Linked DNA regions of Homo sapiens: region 2 is linked to region 1. The links are chromatin contacts, found by Hi-C or POLR2A ChIA-PET in ENCODE. All regions are on one chromosome and are shown on one strand. The core of a region is the stretch at or near the end of the contact, and the rest is flanking DNA. Distances in the headings are between cores, read along the strand shown. Region 1 overlaps GPRC5C (G protein-coupled receptor class C group 5 member C). Region 2 holds the start of MXRA7 (matrix remodeling associated 7).

What was found. A loop is a pair of places that touch in the nucleus more often than their neighbours do. ChIA-PET counts read pairs that join two places held with the same protein, here RNA polymerase II (POLR2A). Pooled maps may share reads with other maps.
Region 2: a loop to region 1 is called in a map of gastrocnemius medialis, with 8 times the contacts of the local background. The contact joins the promoter of MXRA7 here to the enhancer-like site in region 1. A Hi-C loop is called at or near these places in 1 of 168 maps with a recorded cell type or tissue (gastrocnemius medialis) and 1 of 50 pooled maps. POLR2A ChIA-PET finds 5 or more read pairs at or near these places in 1 of 52 experiments (K562).

What each region holds. Positions count from the first base shown.
Region 1 is chr17:74,440,017-74,447,136 of GRCh38, reverse strand. It overlaps GPRC5C (G protein-coupled receptor class C group 5 member C), which reads right to left. Exons shown (of 4, transcript NM_022036.4): 2 at 6,310-7,120; 3 at 3,225-3,319; 4 at 1-288. The coding sequence ends at 109. Among named protein-coding and RNA genes, the nearest start is that of GPRC5C, 11 kb to the right of the region's middle. RefSeq lists enhancers at 1,828-2,371, 2,372-2,916, 3,959-4,078. Within about 2 kb of position 4,061, at least 30 of the 41 ENCODE cell types and tissues checked have a DNase peak (open chromatin) inside an H3K27ac peak, as active enhancers do; they include gastrocnemius medialis, where a contact is called at or near this core.
Region 2 is chr17:76,707,994-76,715,113 of GRCh38, reverse strand. MXRA7 (matrix remodeling associated 7) reads left to right here and starts at 4,149. Exons shown (of 4, transcript NM_198530.4): 1 at 4,149-4,509. The coding sequence starts at 4,168. It also overlaps a transcript of JMJD6 not described here. RefSeq lists a silencer at 3,918-4,127.

The DNA of each region.
Region 1 (7,120 bases), core at 2,812-5,311:
ATGTTGCTGGGCCTGCCAGGGGGAGGAGGAGCCTGGAGAGTCCCTTGCCCGGGGCCAGGTCCTCAGGGCCCTCCCCAAATCCGCCCGCCTCTCCTCGCCACCGCTGACTCAGTCCCACACGTAGGGGTTTCTAAAGACCTGAGAGTTCTTGCCGTCTTTCGGCGGTGTGGCCGCCTGGTGGCTCTGGGCCGAGTACATGTCTTCAGCCCGCAGGGTCGAGTTGGCACTGCCCATCACCTGGCTGTTGGCGGTGGCCCGTGGGAGGATGATGTCGTAAGCTCCTTCGGACTGGAAGGAAGAACAGGCGGTCTCACAGTCGGGGATTGGGAGCCAGGTTCCGCCGGGGCGGATGCACAAACACTTCCTGCAGGGCTGGGACTGCCAGATCCCCCCCAACTCCCCCCTCGGCTCCTCTGCCCCCTCTGGCTGGGCCCCAGGAGCAGCCTGGGACAGCCAGACCTGAGCCCCTTATCTCACCCTGCCTCTGGGCATGGGAACGAGGCCCCTGCTGACCTTGGATGGTGCTGGGGCTTCACAGAGGGGGATCCCCTTCTCAAGACCCTCCTACTTCCAATTGTTTAGGGAAATGCTAGGGCCAGTGGAGAGTCAGCCACACAGAGCTGCTACTACCTGTCTGACATAGCTCCCAGGCCCCCTTCCTCCAAGAATCTTTTTTTTTTTTTTTGAGACGGAGTCTCGCTCTGTCGCCCAGGCTGGAGTGCAGTGGCGTGATCTCGGCCAACTGCAAACTCTGCCTCCCGGGTTCACGCCATTCTCCTGCCTCAGCCTCCCGAGTAGCTGGGACTACAGGAGCCCGCCACCGTGCCCGGCTAATTTTTTGTATTTTTATTAGAGACGGTGTTTCATCATGTTAGCCAGGATGGTCTCAATCTCCTGACCTCGTGATCCACCCGCCTCGGCTTCCCAAAGTGCCGGGATTATAGGTGTGAGCCACCATGCCCGGCTCCTCCAAGAATATTACCCCGAGTCGACCGCCTGTCACTACCATACCCCCAGCATCACAGTTGCTGGCTTCCCTGGCGGAGGACATGGCTCTGGGTGTGCCCACACATCTCTCTAGGCATCTAGTCTGGCCGGTCTGATTTGGAGTCTTTTTTTTTTTTTTGTAGAGATGGTGGGCGGGGGGGGGGGGTCTCACTACGTTGCCAGGGCTGCTCTCGAACCCTCGGCCTCAAGCAGTTCTCCCATGTCAGTCTCCCAGAGCACTGGGATTAAAGGCATGAGCCACTGCAACCAGCCCTGATTTGGAGTCTTGAAACCTGAATTCTCTGCCTGGCGCTGGGTCTTGCTCCCATGTGGGTGAGAGACACCAGCTGTGGGGTGAAGAGGGTCCTGAGGTACCTGTTCCGGCTCCTATGCTGGAGGAAAGGTGTATTCCTGGCCCCATCTGTCTTAGCCCTATGGGAAAGAGCTGCCACCAAATCTCTGTAGCTCCCAGACCCCAAACTAGCCTTCAAGTCAATCAGGCCCAGGAGGTCCTCAGGCCTGTCTGCAATGGCCCCTGTCCATGTGGTCCCTGGAACATCTACATCTGTGGTCCAAAACCACAGATGAGTGTGCATTGGAATCACCTGCACTGCTTGTTAAGCCTCACCAACTCATAGCTGGACCCTACACAGTCCCCACGCAGACTCCACCAACTCATAGCTGGACCCTACACAGTCCCCACCCAACACAGCTGGCCCCATGCAGCTGGCAACAGCTGGGGCTGGGGGAGGGAGTGCTGAATGCTGGGCTTGCAGATCTGCGCTGGATAGTGCCCCCATGGTGCCGACGCCCTGAACGGATGCTAACAGTCAGCTCCATCCCAGCTCTGGCCCCGCCCCATCTGCACTTTTTTTTTTTTTTCTTATTTATTTATTTTTGGAGACAGAGTCTCACTCTGTTGTCCAGGCTGGAGTGCAGTGGTACAGTCTGTGCTCACTGCAACCTCCACCTCCCGGGTTCAAGGGATCCTCTGGCTAAGGCCTTCCTAGTAGCTGGGACTACAGGCATGTGCCACTATGCCTGGCTGATTTTTGTGTTTTTAGTAGAGATGAGGTTTCAGCATGTTGGCCAGGCTGGTCTCAAACTCCTGACCTCAGGTGATCCACCTGCCTCAGCCTCTCAAAGTACTGGGATTACAGGTGTGAGCCATTGTGCCTGGCCCCCATTTGCACTTTGAGCAGGCTCCCAGGTGAGGCTAGTGCTGGTGGTCCGGGTACCATGTTTTGAGAACCGGTCAGATAAAATATCCCTGTTAATCCAGATCATCCCCCAGGAAGCAGACTCCAAACGCGCTGGGGAGTGAGGTGCAGCAACAGTGAAGGAAGCTATTCAGCAAAGGCTTCTGTGGCTGCCCACTCCCCGCCAGAGCTGACAGCCCGCAGCCTCCACTCCTGGTGCTCCGGAAGCTCTCCTCTGCCCAGGCTCAGGTTCAGGCTCAGGGAGAGGGGAGGCGCTGGGATTGGAAGCTTCAGCCACACTCACCTCCCCCTGCCCCGCGGCTCTCACAGAGAGGGCGGGGAGGGGGATGAGAACGCCACCCAGCTGACCTCCTTGTTTCCTGTTCCCAGTGTCCTGCCAAGACGGGTCACTGACCTCTCCCCACAGCCTCTGCCAGCCGGGAGGAGGAACACATATAGGAGTGAGTAGAATCCAACCCACCGTCTTCCTGCTCCCTCCCCCTCCCCTGGCTAACGATGCTTCTAGTTTCCAGAACCCAGGGGGAGGTGTAAGGTCGAGACTTGCTGCCTGCCAGAGAGGGAGGAGAGTGTGGGCCCCCTTGGCACAGCTGTGGTTGAGAAGTAAACACCTATCCAGACCTGTGACATTTGGACCCCTGTCTATTTTGGGAGCACCTGGCTGAGACCCTCCTTTGTCCCTCCCCAAGCCCTCCAGGGTAAAGCTGGCAGCTCCCACCAGGGAGAGCTCACCCAGCATTCCCTATAGCATCCCGACACAACCTGTGTGCAATGCCCCAGTGACACAGGGCGGGTCCCACTGCAGTGCAGCTGAAGGTGGTGGGTACACTGACTCCAGGACAAGGAATTTAAGAACTGGGGCTCTGGATTCCCCAGGTAAAAGCACCAGATGGAGAAGCTTGCCTTCCCCTTACCACCTCCACCCAACCCAGCTCTGGCCACATGGCCTTCTCCCACTGGCCTGCTGAGGCTGGTCTCTGTAGCCCAGACGTGTCACGGGGACCTGGGGAACCCACTTACCGGAACTTTGTGCATCAGGGCCATCTCAGTGGGCTGGTACACACTGGTCAGCAGCTGCCCATTGTACCCGCTGTATGGTGACACCGGCCTCTTAGCTACAAGGAAAAGCAGGAACAGTTTGAAGATCCCAGGGCTCTCAGCTCCCTTCCCCACCTCCCACAAACCAAGCAAGGCTCTCTGGGGGCAGGGAAGAGGTAAAGGGGGCAGGCCAACCCTGGCATAGTCTCTAACCCAGGAGTGGCCAACTTGGGGGTGAGGTTGTGAACACGGGGGCCCCCTCCCAAGCCTAGCACCCCTTTGTACAGATGCATGGGAGTGAACAACACTGCTGAGCTTCCCTGCACTGTAGACACCCCAGCCCCTGACCCAACAGCTCAGAAAATGCTCTGTCAGCAACTTCCACATCCCCATCCGCCCTCCGGGGCCAGAGGCCAAGAGGACACATGGGCCTTCGGCCGCCTTCCAAGATGGCCAGCCTCCAGCTCTGCCTGTCACCACGGGCCAGCTGCCAGGCACAGAGGTAAATACATCTGAGAGCCCTCGGCCTAAGCCTGTTCATGTCCTCCCAGGGCCGACCTGGGCGCCCCTTCCCCACTACACCAACCCAGAGCCTGGCCAGGGAGCCTTAACGCACGTCCCAGCCTGTGGCCCCCTGGCAAGTTTCCAGAACTATTTTTAGCTCCAGGGATACTTCCTTGTGCCTTTGGGGTGTTGGTTTCCCGGTGTGTTCCGCCCTGCTGGGCACTCCCAGGGTGTTTGAGGAGGGCTGCTGACGCACCCCGGGGCCTCGGAGCAGGCCTTGCTGTGAGGACGGCACAGCGGACGTCTGGCTCCGGCAAGGCTGACGGCCCTGCAGTTCTGAGGGACCGCAACCTATATAGAGTTTCCTAAGTGCTGGGGCTGGGCTCACTCTATTGATTTTTCCATTTAGAAAAAAAAAAAGGAAGTAAAAACTCAGCCCCAAGGTTGAGAACCATTTGGCCCCGACCGGCATTCAGTGTGGGGGCGGGGCCTGAGGCTCCTCCCAGCACTTGTCTGTAAGCCCCACCTCTCTGGTGGGTTTTGCCAATTCCACCCCCGCCATGCACACCGTGCGTGTGACAGGGGCCACCCAGGGGTGAGGCCAGCACCTCAGCCCAGGTGGGCAGATCAAAGATCAAGTGCCCGGCAGGACAAGGGTCATCTCTTTCTCCAAAGCAGGGATTATGAGGATTTCACAGTGTGTAGAAGAGAAAGGAATGTCTCTGATTCTGGAACTTCCACTGCCTGACTCTGACCTCCCAGCAGAGACCCCAGAGCCGGTGCTTGTTAACCGGGCAGTTAAGAAAGTCTGAAGCCCCCAGGCCTCCAGATCAGCACAGTCTGGGGGCAGGGTCAGGACTTTGAGATGGCACCCCCAAATTTCCAGGTCATGTCAGATGAGGGGCTGCAGCCAGCAGGCTGAGGAAGAGCAGGTGGGATGCGTGCAATGGGCCACATCGGTAAGGGGATTAGCACAGGGGCTGGCACAGAGCAGGTGCTGAGGAAATGCTAGTGGGCTGTACAGCTAACAAGGGCGCTGCTGAGACCACTACACGGCACCCCAAATACTTTTATTAAAAAGAGAAAAAGGCCAGGTGCAGTGGCTCACACCTGTAATCCCAGCACTTTGGGATGCCGAGGCAGGCGGATCACTTGAGGTTAGCAGTTCGAGACCAGCCTGGCCAACATAGTGAAATCCCGTCTCTATTAAAAATACAAAAATTAGCCAGGTGTGGTGGCACGTGCCTGTAATCCCAGCTACTTGGGAGGCTGAGGCAGGAGAATCTCTTGAGCCCGGGAGGCGGAGGTTGCAGTGAGCCAAGATCACACCACTGTACTCCAGCCTGGGTGACAGAGCGAGACTCCGTCTCAAAAAATAAAAAAAGAGAAAAAAATTACCTGAAAAATACTTCCTTTTAAAGAAAACTAAGGTGATTATGGATACATACATAATAGAAAAACAAGTTCTGGAAGGATAGTATTAGTAAAATATGTAAAATAATAGACACGCACACACAGCAAATAGCTAATTCTTCAAGAGTGCTTTTCATGGGCCGGGCACTAAGTAATTTTTTTTTTTTTTGAGATCATCCAGGCTGGAATGTGGTGGTGCAATCACGGCTCACTGAAGCCTCAACCTCCTGGGCTCAGGCAATCCTCCTGCCTCAGCCTCCTGAGGAGCTGGGACCATAGGCATGCACTACCACACCTGGCTAATTTTTGAAATTATTTGTAGAGACGGGGCCTCACTATGTTGTCCAGGCCGGTCTCAAACTCCTAGGCTCAAGCTCCACTCACCTCAGCCTCCCAAAGTGCTGGGATTACAGGTGTGAGCCATGGCGCCCAGCCGGCACTAATTAATTCAATCCTCACAAGAACCCTATGAAATAGGTACTGACATTATCCCCATTTTACAAATGGAGAAACAAAGGCACATAGATATTATATCAGTCAATAGTGGTCACTTCTGGGGATGGAACAGGATGGGACGGGTAGGACTGGGGAGGCAGCTGGGGAAAATTTCATTTTATCTGTAATGTTTGAAATTTTACAGTGAGAATGTATGCATGAATTATATGAATATAGAAAAAAAATCTTATTTATTTATTTATTTTGAGATGGAGTCTTGCTCTGTCACCCAGGCTGGAGTGTAGTGGCTCGATTTTGGCTCACTGCAACCTCCGCCTCCCAGGTTCAAGTGATTCTCCCGCCTCAGCCTCCCGAGTAGCTGAGATCACAGGCATGAGCCAGCACACCCAGCTAATTTTTTTGGATTTCTAGTAGAGACGGGGTTTCACCATGTGGATCAGGCTGGTCTCGAACTCCTCGTCTCAAGTGATCCACCCGCCTTGGCCTCCCAAAGTGCTAGGATTACAGGCATGATCTACCATGCCCAACTGAAAAAAAAAAATCTTTAAATTAAATGGAATTTAGAGACACTTAGGCAGAAAACTACAGAAAACCTCAAAAACTTTCCATTTTGCTCAAGAGACTGGCTCCCTGTCCTGCAGTAAAAGACATGGGATGGAGAAAGGGGCCACTGGGGGCATCCACAGAGACCCACCTGCAACCGGCTCATCCATGGAAAAGGCCTTGTTCTCCACGAACATGCTCTGACCCTTCTGCTCTTTCAGGATGGTCTCATAGCCCACGCCCCGGGTGGGGTACATGTCCCCCTGGTAGCTTTGCTCTGGGCTGGACTTGGTCACCTGGGAGACCTCGGGGATGACGTAGAAGAGGACGAAGGCCCAGGCATTGGCGGCGAGGGCGATGGCCAGCGTGGGGTCATCCCAGGTGGGACTGTTGTGCTGCTTGTTGCCGTAAGTATACATGACGATCCACACCACCCATATGGCAACGGAGGTGGCTGTGGTGAGGAGCACAAAGACCCCATGCTTACGCCAGCGCTTGTAGCGGCCACACAGGGCGGGCCAGGCCCCCAGGAAGGCACCCAGCAGCAGCAGCATGACGTAGATGAGTGCCATGACAAAGTCCATGTTGGCGATGGCACAGGGGGAGGCCACGGCCCAGCCTGCGCTGCTGTTGCCCTGAGGGCCGCCCTCGCCACTGCCCCGAACCAGGGTGATGATCAGCCACTCTGTATTGATGATGACCTCTACCAGGGTCAGCAGCAGAGCCACAGTGAAGATCACCCAGCCCCGGGGCCCGTGGTTCTTCCGGGCCAGGAAGTTGAGGGCAAAGACGTGAGCCGCCAGACAAGAGAAGCAGATGGCGAACAGAACCCCAAAGAGGAAGCGCCGAGAGGCACAGGTGGAGAAGTCGGGCTTCACCACACAGGCAAACACGAGGCAGAAGAGGCCCAGGGTCCCCAGAAGGAAGAATACCTGGGTCCCCAGCAGGCTCCGTTTCTTGGT
Region 2 (7,120 bases), core at 2,900-5,399, 2.3 Mb before region 1:
TTCCTTACCTTCCTTTCAGTTTTCTATCAACAACTCCTCTAAACTTCAGTTTAAAATAAAAAACAGCCCAAAAAGGCTCTTTGCCACCAGGGGGCGTGGTAGGACACGTTGCCAGTGGTCTGGATAGGGGAGCAGAAATTTTGAATTTTAAAAATTAGCCACCAAGGCCAGGTGCAGTGGCTCACACCTGTAATCCCAGCACTTTGGGAAGCTGAGGCAGGGGGATTGCTTGAGTCCAGGAGTTCAAGACCAGTCTGGGCAACATAGTGAGATCCCATCTCTCAAAAAAATAATAATCTAGAAAATAAAGATTAGCCACCCAGTTTTCTTTCTCCAGATGCTAAAGTTGATTCCTGTTTGATAACAGTATTCCAGAAATGAGGGGAATAACATATCTGATAGGCCCAAGTCAGCTCTGGATAGTACAGTGTCTGGATAGTACAGATTCTGTGCTCCTGGGACATGCTTTGTTTATTCCTGCCAGGCCAGGGATTCAGCAGCCCTATTCCCCAACCCCCGTTACTGTCTCTGTGGGCTAGCCAGGCTGTCCGTTATGTAAGCACAACAGGGGCAAGGTGGGGAAACCGTGTGTGGAAAAGGAGTGGAGTGGTGGCGGGTGGCCAAGGTAGACTAGGAAGAGTGGGTACCCAGAGACCACTTGTTCAGAAGTTAACTCCTCTTCCCATCTGGCGTGAGCTACTCCATTGAATGGTGCCAACAACAGTAAAGTGAAGGAGATAATGTTAGATTATTTTCAGGGATGATTCTCCAAGATGACAGCAGATCTTAAAACCAAAGAGCTGGGTCCTGGAAGAAGGGATCTTGGATTATTAACTTCTGATGGAAGGACCAGAGTGGGAGAGAGAAGAGTTGGGGACCTAGAACATCAGGAGGACCCTGGGTCTTTGGGGATGAGGCTTCACCATCAGCTGGAAGAATCCATGCTTCACACACATGCCTCTGCCATTAGTGGTACTGGGATGTTTAGGGTGACATCCTTGAGGGGAGAGCCACTGAAAAGAGGGACATTCACATTTTGCTGTATTCTTGCAGCTGTCCGTGTCTTAATAATTCAAGCGTTCAATAGGTGTTTGAGGGCCAGGCACTGCTCTTGAGGTGCTGGAGATAACGGTGACAAGCCCAGGTCCCTGACAAGCTCCACAAGCTTAATGGACAGTGAATGTGCGGCTGTTGCGGCTGTTCACAGGGCCGCTGGTGAGGGCAGGTAGAAGAAAGTGCAGACCTTCTTAAATGCAGGTGTAACGGATCTACATGAAAGAGCATAATTAACACCAATGTATACTTAAGGTAGTAACAGCTTCTTCATAAAGTAGCAAAACTAAGGATCTGTGGGAAGGTTGCTGGTGCAAATGCTTTATAAGCTTACTAGAGACTGAGCCTTGGATTTAGGACTTTAGACGAGTATAGGATGGAACAAAATTTTTGCAGTAAATGTAAAAAATGCTGTGTAGGAGGAAGGCGTATAAGGATGCCCCAGCTGTAGGTTCTTTAGATTGTCTGTAGTATTTCCACGAGTAAGTTGTTTTTGATGTGTGTACTGGTATTGCTGGTAGATTTGAAGTGGAGTCTGGCGGCTTCTTCCACACTCCCCTCCCACTAGCTTGTGTCAAGATGTGACATCCTATGCAGCAAAACTAGGTGAGCTTGCACCCCCAGGCGGTGGCTCTCAACTTTGTCTCATTGTTCAGAAATTTCGGCCAGGCGCCGTAGCTCACCCCTGTAATCCCAGCACTTTGGGAGGCCATGGCAGGTGGATCACTTGAGGTCAGGAGTTCAAGACCAGCCTGGCCAACACGGTGAAACCCCGTCTCTACTAAAAATACAAAAATTAGCCAGGTGTGGTGGCACATGCCTGTAGTCCCAGCTACTTGGTCAACTCAGGCAGGAGAATCACTTGAACCCAGGAGGCAGAGGTTGCAGTGAGCTGAGATCAAGCCACTCCAGCCTGGGTGACAGACCGAGACTCTGTCTTTAAAAAAAAAGAAATGTCATCTAAGCCCCAGTGAACCTCCTGGGAGGAGAGCTAGCCCTGGCCAGCTGTCTCCAAAGTGACTGGATGCTACAGAAGAACTGGGACTGTCTTCTGCACACTCGTGCCTCCTGGAGTTGTCAGAACACTGAGCAGTCTCCTAGTTCTGCGTCCGTCTAGCCATGGGGTCTGCCATGAAAGCCTGTGGATCTGCTATTGGGTTGGTATTTTAAACTTTCACTTGGGTGAAACTTGTTCATCATTTTAAATAAAGCAACATGATTTGGAGTTGTGTTTTTGGCATTGTTTTGTCCTTATTTTCTTTCTTACTCATTTGAAAGTCAACAATGTACTTTGTCAGCAGAACAGGACTTTAAAAAAATGTATTTACACTTTAAAACAATGGGATGGAGCACAAAATTAAGGCCCTGGGCCAGGAGCATTGATGCACACCTGTAATCCCAGCTGCCCAAGAGGCTAAGGCAGGAGGATCACTTGAGCCCAGGATGTCGAGGCTGCAGAAAGCTATGATCATGCCTGTGAATAGCCACTGCACTCCAGCCTGGGCAACATAGTGAGACCCTGTCTCTTTAAAAAAAAAAAAAGAAAGAAAGACCCTGTCTCTTTAAAAAAAAAAAAAAAAAATTGGCTGGGCGCGGAGGCTCACGCCTGTAATCCCAACACTTTGGGAGGCTGAGGCAGGCAGATTGCCTGAGGTCAGGAGTTCAAGACCAGTCTGGCCAACACGGTGAAACCCTGTCTACTAAAAACAGAAAAAAATTAGCCGGGCATGGTGGTGGGCGCCTGTAATCCCAGCTACTCAGGAGGCTGAGGTGGGAGTTTCGCTTGAACCCGGGAGGTGGAGGTTGCAGTGAGCCGCGATTGCGCCACTGCACTCCAGCCTGGGCAACAGAATAAGACTCCATCTCAAAAGAAAAAAAATAGGCCCATACACTGGCTGAAACTTCCACAGTGGTTAAAAGCTAGTCGCCCGTAGATAAAGCCTATTTCACATTTTATAGTTTATAGGCTCTTTTCATCAACCACCACTAAAAGGAAGTGCATGGCCCGCTTAATATCGTGCAGTGCAGCAGAATTCAGCTCTCCCTGTTGCTGAGGGGTCTCGTTTGTGTATCTTCATTTAAAAAGAAGCACTCCATCTAATATCTGGTTTATATCACAGATCAGCTCAGGCACTGTAATATTCCCAAAAAAGTATTAAAGGCATCCTCAGCAAAAACTGGAACCGTGTTTTTTTTAACATTAGGCCTTATGTTTGGCGTGATACCTGACATGCCCGTCCTGTGTTTATTTAAAATAACTAAAGAGTGGGTGGGGAGTGGTAGGAAAGTATGTTTTTGGTTACAACGTGTTTATCTCAAAATCCACTGTTCAGCAACAGAGGCCTGGGAGGATCTGGAGAAACAAAAACAATAGCCTTCATTTCCTTCATTGTACCCTCCCACCCTGCATGCATTCTGGAATTGTGCAAAGAAGAAAGTCTGGTAAGAGGAATAGCGTTGACCAAGGACCTGCAGCTGAATTTCAGGTCTAGGGGCGGGGGAGCCATGTTACTGTTAACAGGGAGGCCTGTGTTGAAGGCTGCTGGCCTCAGCTCCGAAGGGAGCATTCACTGGCCGGGATCTGGAGATGTCCTCTGTGAAAGTGCATTAAGGCAACCCTGAGGATTAAAAGCAACTCCTGACATGCCTATAAAAACGGCAGTGGCTGAACGTAATCCGGCATTATGATTGCTTTACAAGCCAATCCAGGCTGCCGTTTCCATGAAGCTTCCCGGGTTTGCTTGTCTCTCTGCATTCCCACATTTCCAAAATGCTCTAAGACGAACCGCCGTACTAAGGCCAAAGATGACAACCTAAGGGCACCTCATACAGTATTTCAAATTGAACCTGAGCTAAATTGTGCCCCAAAGCGTCAAGGCTGCCCAGGCCGGGCAGGGGTTGGCCCTCCTGTGCCTCCCAGGTGGTCAGGGCTCTGCCCCCTCAACACCCCCGCCCGCAGCCTGTGCGTCACCCTCCCGGGGCCGGAGGGGGCGGGGGCGGGGCGCGGCGATGGGGGCTCCGCCCCGAGGCGGGGCGCGGCGACCGGGCGCGGCGACGGGGCGCGGCGGGCTCCCTCGGGGTCCCAGCTGGCCCGCACTCGGCGGCCGCGGCGCGATGGAGGCGCCGGCCGAGCTACTGGCCGCGCTGCCTGCGCTGGCCACCGCGCTGGCCCTTCTGCTCGCCTGGCTACTGGTGCGGCGTGGGGCGGCCGCGAGCCCGGAGCCTGCCCGCGCGCCCCCGGAACCCGCGCCCCCGGCCGAGGCCACCGGGGCCCCGGCGCCGTCCCGCCCCTGCGCCCCCGAGCCGGCGGCCTCGCCCGCGGGGCCGGAGGAGCCTGGAGAGCCCGCGGGGCTGGGGGAGCTCGGGGAGCCTGCGGGACCGGGGGAGCCCGAAGGGCCAGGGGATCCCGCGGCGGCGCCAGCGGAGGCGGAGGAGCAGGCGGTGGAGGCGAGGCAGGTACGCACCGGGGCCCTCGCGGCCCCCTCCCCACCCCCGGGGCTCCGGCTGCCGCTGCCGTTCCCCGCCGAGCCAGGGAGCGGGGCCGCGGCCTCCAGCCCAGGCTGCCCCCAGGAAGCGCAGAACCCGCGGCCCGCAGGAAATGCAGGTCCCGCCATGCTAAGCCGCAGCCCCGCAAACTCGCCGCCCTCCCCCAGAAAGTGTGGCGAGGGGCGAGCCCGAAGGAGTTTGTTTGGAGGTGTTTTGCTCTCCCCTCCCCTCGGCCTCTCCCAGCCCAGGGCGTGCTCCGCAGCTGCTGGCTCCCAGGCCTCGGGACCAGGGCTTGGAATTTTGCTCCTCACCCACTTCTGACCCCTCCCGCCCACCGGTTCCCAAATCCACGTGCCTGTGGCTTATTTCCAGGCCTGCCATGAGAGTTATCTTGATGTTTAAAAAGTAGGACTTTCGGGGGGCGAGGGAGGAAAGCTGGCTTTTCTTTTTCAGCCAATTTGAAGTCCAGATTTCAGAGTCAGTGCTGTGGCGTTTTGTGAAGCCCGTGGGCTGGGACTGAAAGAAAAGGCACCCGATCCCAGCAGTCCTTTTTATTGTCGTTTTCAAGCTACACATCTAACACCCTCCTACCCCCACTCCCCCGGGTTGTAGGTAAGCTGGGCCTGGATGGAGTGAAGATGCAGGATAAAGCCCTCCTGGAGCACCAGTGAGCACCCCAAAGCGGCCCTCCCTGCCTCTGCCCCAGGCCTCCCGCCATGCTGTCCATCAGCTCGGCCTTGGCCACCTTGTCCTGCCTGTGGATATCTGAGAGGAGTCGGATTTCCCTCATCCACTCATCCCAGCCCCTACACTGTGTGCCCATGTTCCCTGGAGTTCACCACGCTTGGCCGGTCCAGGCCACCGCCAGGGTCTCCGAGTCGGATTGTAATCCCTTGTTCTTACCCCTGAGCTCCTTTTCTTGGAAGGGAGGAGAGCCGGGATGCGCATTGTCAGCGTGCCTGCGTGTCTGCGTGCCCACTCTGTCCTGTGCTGGACACAATGGTTTACCCTGGAGAGAAGCCCTTCGGGGGAGGAGGAGGCAGCCAGGCTGTGCTCAGAGGCATTTCTCTTTGCTGAGTAAGTGCGCCAGACCCCCTCTGAGCAGGCGCTTTGCTTGACAAGTGGGTGACTAATTGTGTCATTAGAGAGGATTCTAACCAGCCACATTTAATGGGGTGGAGCAGGGGCAGGCCCTGCCGTTCTTGCTTGGGGTGGGCTTCCAGACCTCACGCGGTGATGGTGGAGGGGGCGCGGTTTGGACATGTGCTGATCTGTTGTGTTTGCTCCCATATTTGGGATTCCTGCCTCCATCGAGGTCTCGCGGGAGCAGGAGAGGCCTTTAGACAGTTCTGGAGCCGTCATGCACACTCAGTCAGTCCTGGCCTTACAGGGCTGGCCCTTTATCACCCACACCAGGCTCTGGACTGAAGTGCAAAATGTCCTTTAGCGGCGCCCTGTCTTAGCTCAATCCTGTGGGGCACAGCGCTTAAAGAACTTTCTACAAGGCTTTCGGCTCTCAGCACATGGTACCTACAGGAATAGGTTCAGTGGTGTTTAAATAGGGCCACTCGCATAATTTGCCACTGTCTGGGTGAATGCACGTCCTCTGAAGCTGAATGGGTGCTCTGAAGGACAAGGCAGTATGGGGGTTCGCGTGCCAGGCAGCCCCCATGACATAGGTGCCAGTGAGGATGACTTGAGGCTTGTGTCTGTCCTCCCGCTAAGGCACCCTCCAGAGAGAACCCACCCCACAGGAGAATTCAATTGAAGTCAGTGCCCTTCCCCTTTGGGTTCAAGTCCCCAGGCCTTCCTGAGCTGGCCAAAGCTCCCCCAAAACTCCTGCCTGCAAACATTAAGCCAGGTGCTGTGGGGACACAGATATTGTGTCATCCCACCCACTCCCAGTGGTGGCATTAACCTAAGAAGCTGCTTAGAAATTGTCTTGATGAGCTTCGAGTCAGTGACAAGAAAAAAAAGAAAGGAAAACAAATTGTCCTGAAGTGGACTCCAGCGTTTCCAAGAGCTTCCAGTGCTTTCTTCTGATGATCACACTGCTGGGGCTTGGAGGACAGATAGGGAGAAAGGCCCCCTGGGGAAGATAACTCAAATCAGGGTTGGGAAGTGGGGCTATGCCCTCTGCCAGCCTCCTTCTCCCTCCGTCCCTAAGCGAACCCCACCAACAGCGAGGGAGGAGGGCAACTCCACCTGCTGTTAGCTCGGAAGTCACTGCCCTGGGGAGCAGCGTGTAACTCACCTCTCCCCTCCCTCTTCATTTTCCATTAACTGCCTCCTTTCTAATCCAGTCCTCTCCCTTCCCAGGGAGGCCTGGGCGGGCTGGGGCAGCTGCTGCCTCTGACTACAAAGCTGATTATTGAGAAGGATCTCTCGCCCCGGGAAGCAGCCTTCAGCTGCTATTGGGGATCGCTCAGGAGCGTCCCCTAGTGCACGGTGCCCTCTTTGGCCAAGGACAAAGTAGTGGGGAGGGGCTACTATAGGCCGAGACCCTGGAAATGGACCAAAGAAATGGGGATGAGATCAGTGCAGCTCTTGCTTCCCCAGGGCAGCACAGGCCAGGGCAGGG